Regions from separate parts of the Mus musculus genome. Here region 2 is linked to region 1. Evidence: chromatin loops called from intact Hi-C (ENCODE). Cell type or tissue: left cerebral cortex. All regions are shown on one strand. Links, peaks and the distances in the headings refer to the core of each region. The heading gives the core; the rest is flanking DNA.

Region 1 (2,810 bases), core at 95-2,594:
GTGACCTAGTGAAGTTCATGCTTGTCTAGTTGAACATCTACTTTGTCATCTCTAGTTTTACTAATCTGTGCCTTTATACTCTCTTGATTAGTTTATCTAATGGATCGTCAATCTTGTTTACCTTTTCAAAAAGCCAGCTCTGTCACTGCTAGGATATTTGCTTGTTTCATTGCTTCTGGCCCTCATCTTTATTGTTTCTTTCTGTCTACTGTGTTTGGATTGGCTTGTTCTTGCTTTCCTAAGTTCTTTAAATTATTTCTATTTCATTTTATGACTATGAGACTCTTACCTGGATACCTGTCTGCATGCCATGTTCATGCCTGGTGCCCACGGAGGCCAGAAGAGGACATCAGACATCTTTGAGTTACAGACACTTGTGAGCTGCCATGTGGGTGCTGGGAATCCAACCTGGGTGCTCTGGGAGAGCCGTTGGTACTCTTAACTGCTGAGCCATCGCTCCAGTACTTTGTTTTTCTAAGTTTTTAACATGTATCATTAAATTATTTATTTGAGGTACTTGCAATTTTCTTTTAAATCAGCTGTAAACTCCCCCTTTGAACTACTTTCACTGCGCCCATAGGCAATAACCTATGAGGTTTTATAGCTTTACATTTTAGCAATTTAACTTTTCTCTCTTTAATCTGATGATTGTTAGGTGTGTGTCAGTCTCCATGGATGCCGTGTTTGTTTGCAGTCTCTCTTGCTGTTGGTTTCTGCTCTGTAGTCCATTGTGATCAGATGGACTGCAAGAAAGCCTTTCAGTTTTCTTGATCCAGCGTGTCCACACTCTGATAATAGTCTGTCTTCTACTTGATCTGTTTTATTGGTGAGGTCTCCACTGAGTTATTTTTGACTTACTTCAATTTGATTTTTTTCAGTATTTATATTTATTGAATTCATCCTTCATTTGCTGTATTGACATCTTTATTTTGTTCAGCTCTTTGTATTGTCTTTGAATTCATTCAGGAGTTCATGTCCTCTTTGATTTTGCCAACATTCTTAAAACCGTTCCTTTGAATTCTCTGGCATCCATCTGATTCATTCTCACTGAGGTCTGTTGTTGTTCCGTTGAAGGAGTCACATCACTCTGACTTCATGTTTCTGCATTGGGACTTGTCCATCTGGGGTTTGGTTGTTGGTTATGTATTTGTTTTTTTTTTTTTTTTAAGATTTATTTATTTATTATATGTGTACACTGTAGCTGTCTTCAGACACTCCAGAAGAGGGCATCAGATTTTTTTTTTGTTACAGATGGTTGTGAGCCACCATGTGGTTGCTGGGATTTGAACTTTGGACCTTTGGAAGAGCAGTCGGTGCTCTTAACTGCTGAGCCATCTCACCAGCCCTGTATTTGGTTTTTATTTAATTTCTTTGTGGTGTTGGAGAACAACCTAGGGCCTTCATGCTGAGCTGTGGGCCCAGTCCCAGAATTTTCTTTAATCACCTGCATGCTTTTGGTTGGGTTTGCGGTGTCTAGGTGGAACTAGCTTATACTCCTGAGGTGCCACTCCCCTCCGCATGCTGACCAGGGCTGTTACGGGACTGGTGGGCATGTAGTGCCTCAGTGAAGAAAATGAGGTTGCTTATGTTGTTGGTTTCTGCCTCAGACAGCAGGGGTCAGCCTTCCCTTAGGAGTGGTCCAGCCCTTAGCCTGGGAGTCACTTCTGAGTATTCGTCCCAGCTTCTGCTTCTTTCGGTTTGCTTCGAGGCTCTGCTGTGGCTTAGCCTACACTTGTACTTACCCTTGTGCCGGGTATGTTCTTGTTACCAGCGCTGTCTCAGCTTGAGCATGACTGCAGGGTGCTCCACGGCTCTGTGGTTCTCTGGGTCTCACTTTCTAAGTGGGTGGAAGGGATCCTCGCTGAGTTTCAGGACAGGCCAGCTCCTTCTGTGAGGTGCCATATGACTGTTCTGGGGTGCATCTCCCAGTGGTGCCGGGTGATTAGTTTTCAGATTCCCTCGGGATCTGCTACCTCCTTGCTCCAGTGATGATGGAGCTTACAATGCTGCTTCTGCTTCTTTGGCTTATTGGTCTCTCCATGAAAACTTTGTTTTCAGTGATTTTGCTTATGGGGTTTTTGTTCCTTTTATCTACTGGCCCTGGGCAGGGGAAGGGAGCTCTCCTCTTCGTGCTTCAGTCCACCATTCTAGATCATCGTCTGTTTGTGTAAACTAGAAACTCAGTATCTCCGTGCTTACCTAATCTCCACAGTCCACTCTGTGCGGTGTTGCTCCTCCTTACCAGACGTTGACGGCTCAGATCCATCATTTTCTTCCAGATTCCTAGGGACACCAGAGTGCTGCTGGTCTCTAGTCTGCTGTCCTCTGCCCTTGCCTAGTAATGGAAAGCAGACTTTTGAGTGGAGTCATGGACTGTCCAGCTATCTGGAGTGATGTTGGTGATGTGGATGGTACTGGTGAGGATGTGGTAATCAAGGTCGATGGTAATGACAGAGAAGAAGATGATGGCAGTGCTGCTGCTGCAGCTGACAGTGCTGATGGTGACAGTGCTGGTGGTGACAGTGCTGGTGGTGACAGTGCTGATGGGGACAGTGCTGATGGTGACAGTGCTGATGGTGACAGTGCTGATGGTGACAGTGCTGATGGTGACAGTGCTGATGGGGACAGTGCTGATGGGGACAGTGCTGATGGTGACAGTGCTGATGGGGACAGTGCTGATGGTGACAGATGTCTGCACGTATCTGTATGCCTTTGTTGTATATGGGAAGGTCAGGAGTGTCTGCTGATTCCATTGTGTGGGTGTCATGTCCAGGACAGGCTTTCTGATGAAGCCTTAGACTGTGTTGAAA
Region 2 (2,810 bases), core at 72-2,571, 240 kb after region 1:
CTGGGTGATAGCCACTGAGACAGAGCCTCTGCAGCCCTTCCTGTTTCCTGCAGTGAATAAGAGGTGGGGCTTATTCGGTATGACCTCCCTCCCTCTGGTCACAGATAGTCTTCGGCCCTTCCATCCTGACTTGGTGAGACAGTCATGGTTCCTGTCCCCCAGTCAAGGCCTGTTCTGCATACTCCTGAGCTGAGGGCATGCAAGAGGTCCCAGACAGCTTTGACTGAGGCTCCTGGCATCCGAGTTCACCAGATGGCTAGTAAGCACCCAGGAAGCCCTCCTTGTGGTCAAGCTCAGAGCCAGGGGGATGGCCTAGCAGTCATGGCTGTAGCGTACACCTTAGAAGCCAGGGCCTACCATCCATGTGAAATTGCAGCTTTGCCCTATTAGTAGGTATGGACAACTATGGGGCTACAGCCTTCAGCTGATGTCAGCTGCAATCCTGAGCTGCAGTTCCCTGGAAGGAACTCCTGCCCTAGGCAGGTGCCTGGACCCTGGAAAGAAATCCCTCAGGTCAGAAATGTAGTCCTTTGCATATACCAGACTCTTCAGAGTCATCTGAACCCCACACTTGACACCATTGAGCCTCTAGAAGTAGGCTTCAGAAGGCTGGCAAATCCTGTGGGGTGGAGGAGGGGTTCCTAGGCAGAACAGTCTCTGGCTACCCACTTCCTCCCCTCAGCATTCTCTGTGCCATGGGGCCCAGCATAGCCCTGAAAGCAGGCTGGTCAGCCTCATGCTCTGGGTAAGGAAGGACATGGAGTCTTGGCTCCATACTCCTCTCTGGATCGATTATCAGTTCAAGAAACCTCGTGGCTGGCAGAATGTTGAGAAGCCCTCCTTCAGGGCATGGGGCGTGGTGTGAGTCCCTCCACTGTGCAGTAGAGAGTTCACCCGGTCCTGCTGGTAAGGAAACACTGCCAGGCCAGCTCCAGAGGAGGAGGGAAATACTTGGCTTGCCTTTGAAATTGGAAACATTGGTTTGAACACTCTCCACTGCAAAAATACAACCCTTAGAAAAGAGCATTTTTAAAAGAAAGCTACAGGGTAGCTCTTCCCACCCGAAGCCCAGCTCCTCAAGAGAGGGACCTGCTGCTCTGCCTCTGTCGGCATAAAAAGGGCCACGAGTGCCTGTGTGGCCCCCATATCACCTCACTTGTCGTCACGCACCAGGGTATCTTCATGCCTCTTGAGAACATATTTTTAAACTGCTAAATAAACACCCTATTGTATGGCTGTGCCAAGGCTTTTTGTACACCAGCAGGGGTGGTCTTTTTCTCTGACATTTTATTGCTAAAGAAATTTAAATATGGGGAAACGGAAGGCATGGTTGAGAGAATAGCACCTTGATTTGGCAAGCAGACAGATTTATTCAGCTCTTGATTGCTCGTCAGGGGTTGAGCCTGGGGTGAGTGAGCTGGAAGCGCATCATTAAGACCACCACCTTCACCAGGGCAATGGGCAACCCTCACTGCCAACACAACTGGGCTTGAATCACCTAGGAGATTGGCAGGGTGTACCTCTGCATGGCACTGTGAGGGTGCTTTCAAAAATAGTTAACTGAGCGGGGGACCTGCTCTGGCTGTGGGCCACAGCATCCCACAGACTGATAGGAAAAGGAGAAATTCAGTGAACACAGTTCCCCCCACACACACACACACACTCTGCTTCCCAGCTATCAAAGCGAGGGCTGCCCTGCTCTGCTGTGCCAAACCCTCTGAAGGCACGGGTAAAATAAATCCTTCCTTTATTGAGTTGTTTGTCTCAGTTGTTCACAGCAGTAAGAGAAACACCGGAGGTGATCTGTATGCATGTGTGAGCACAGGCCTGGGACCTAGGTCACACTAGCAGAGTTCTATCAGTTCCCTGCTCGCGCTCTCTCTCTCTCTCTCTCTCTCTCTCTCTCTCTCTCTCTCTCTCTCTCTCTCTCTCTCTCTTTCTCTCTCTCTTTCTCTCTCTCTCTCTCTCTCTCTCTCTCTCTCTCTCTCTTCCTCTCTCTCTCTTCCTCTCTCTCTCTCTCTCTCTCTCTCTCTCTCTCTCGTGTGTGCTCTTCTTATGTATAATATACACATCAGCCCATCAGCCTTGGGTACCTCATAGGCACGGAGTTTGCCAAGGGAGGCTGGCTGGCCACAAGCTCCAGGAATCTTGCCTCCCCGGGGCTGGGATTTCAAGCACACACCACCATGTCCTGTGTTCTTGTTGGTGCTTTGAACGTGGGTGCCAGGGATCCAACTCAGGTTCTAGTGTTTGGGCGATAGATACCTCACCTACTGAGCCGTCTCCCTAGCTCAGGATCTGGTTTCGACAACTGTTCCTGCCAGCAGAGTGGGCTCACACCTTGTGGGCTTATGCCAGGTTTGCTGGTGGCCACAATGTCTCCAGGCTGTCATCTCCAGTCCATTTTGGAGCACATCTCTTCACTGGCCTCCTATTTCTGTAAACCTTCTAAACCTCTTCCTGTCTTTTGCCAGTTTGTTTTAGAGTGTCACTAATCCCCCCCCCCCACACACACACACCTCCATTTTATACATGTGCCTAACACACGATGTTTCATGTTGACTATGGCACAACCTTAGCCATACAGTGCAGAGGAGTGCACATATCCTGCCCCCCTGCCTTCTGCTTGAGGTCTGGGCTTAATGGGAGCTGGGACCTGTGCCTTCCCAAGCTCAAGGTTTGCAGATACTTCTGTAGAGGCTGTGACCAGAGTGGGGAGTTGTAAGGCAGAGACAGCTACTGAGGTACAGATAGGCCTCAGGACAGCAGAGAGCATGGAAGTCCATGTCCCAGAGCCAGGTGCAGGCAGG

The links. Hi-C counts contacts between places; a loop is a spot of excess contacts. Peaks named below come from ENCODE experiments on the same cell type or tissue, not always from the same donor. Only the 100,000 strongest peaks of a DNase experiment are listed, where the experiment ranks them.
Region 2: it touches region 1 in a loop (2.9-fold over the local background); 3 of 42 quality-filtered maps call a loop at or near these places.

What each region holds. Positions count from the first base shown.
Region 1 is chr15:86,248,829-86,251,638 of GRCm38, forward strand. All of the region lies in intron 4 of Tbc1d22a (TBC1 domain family, member 22a), which reads left to right. Among named protein-coding and RNA genes, the nearest start is that of Tbc1d22a, 36 kb to the left of the region's middle. In left cerebral cortex, for the core only: a CTCF peak has its summit at 1,617 (motif pointing right); a DNase peak (open chromatin) is centred at 1,649.
Region 2 is chr15:86,485,972-86,488,781 of GRCm38, forward strand. The region is part of intron 12 of Tbc1d22a (TBC1 domain family, member 22a); the gene reads left to right. Among named protein-coding and RNA genes, the nearest start is that of Gm34965, 120 kb to the right of the region's middle. In left cerebral cortex, for the core only: no CTCF peak of the experiment used is centred there; DNase peaks (open chromatin) are centred at 1,061, 1,101 and 1,610; H3K27ac peaks cover 1,100 bases.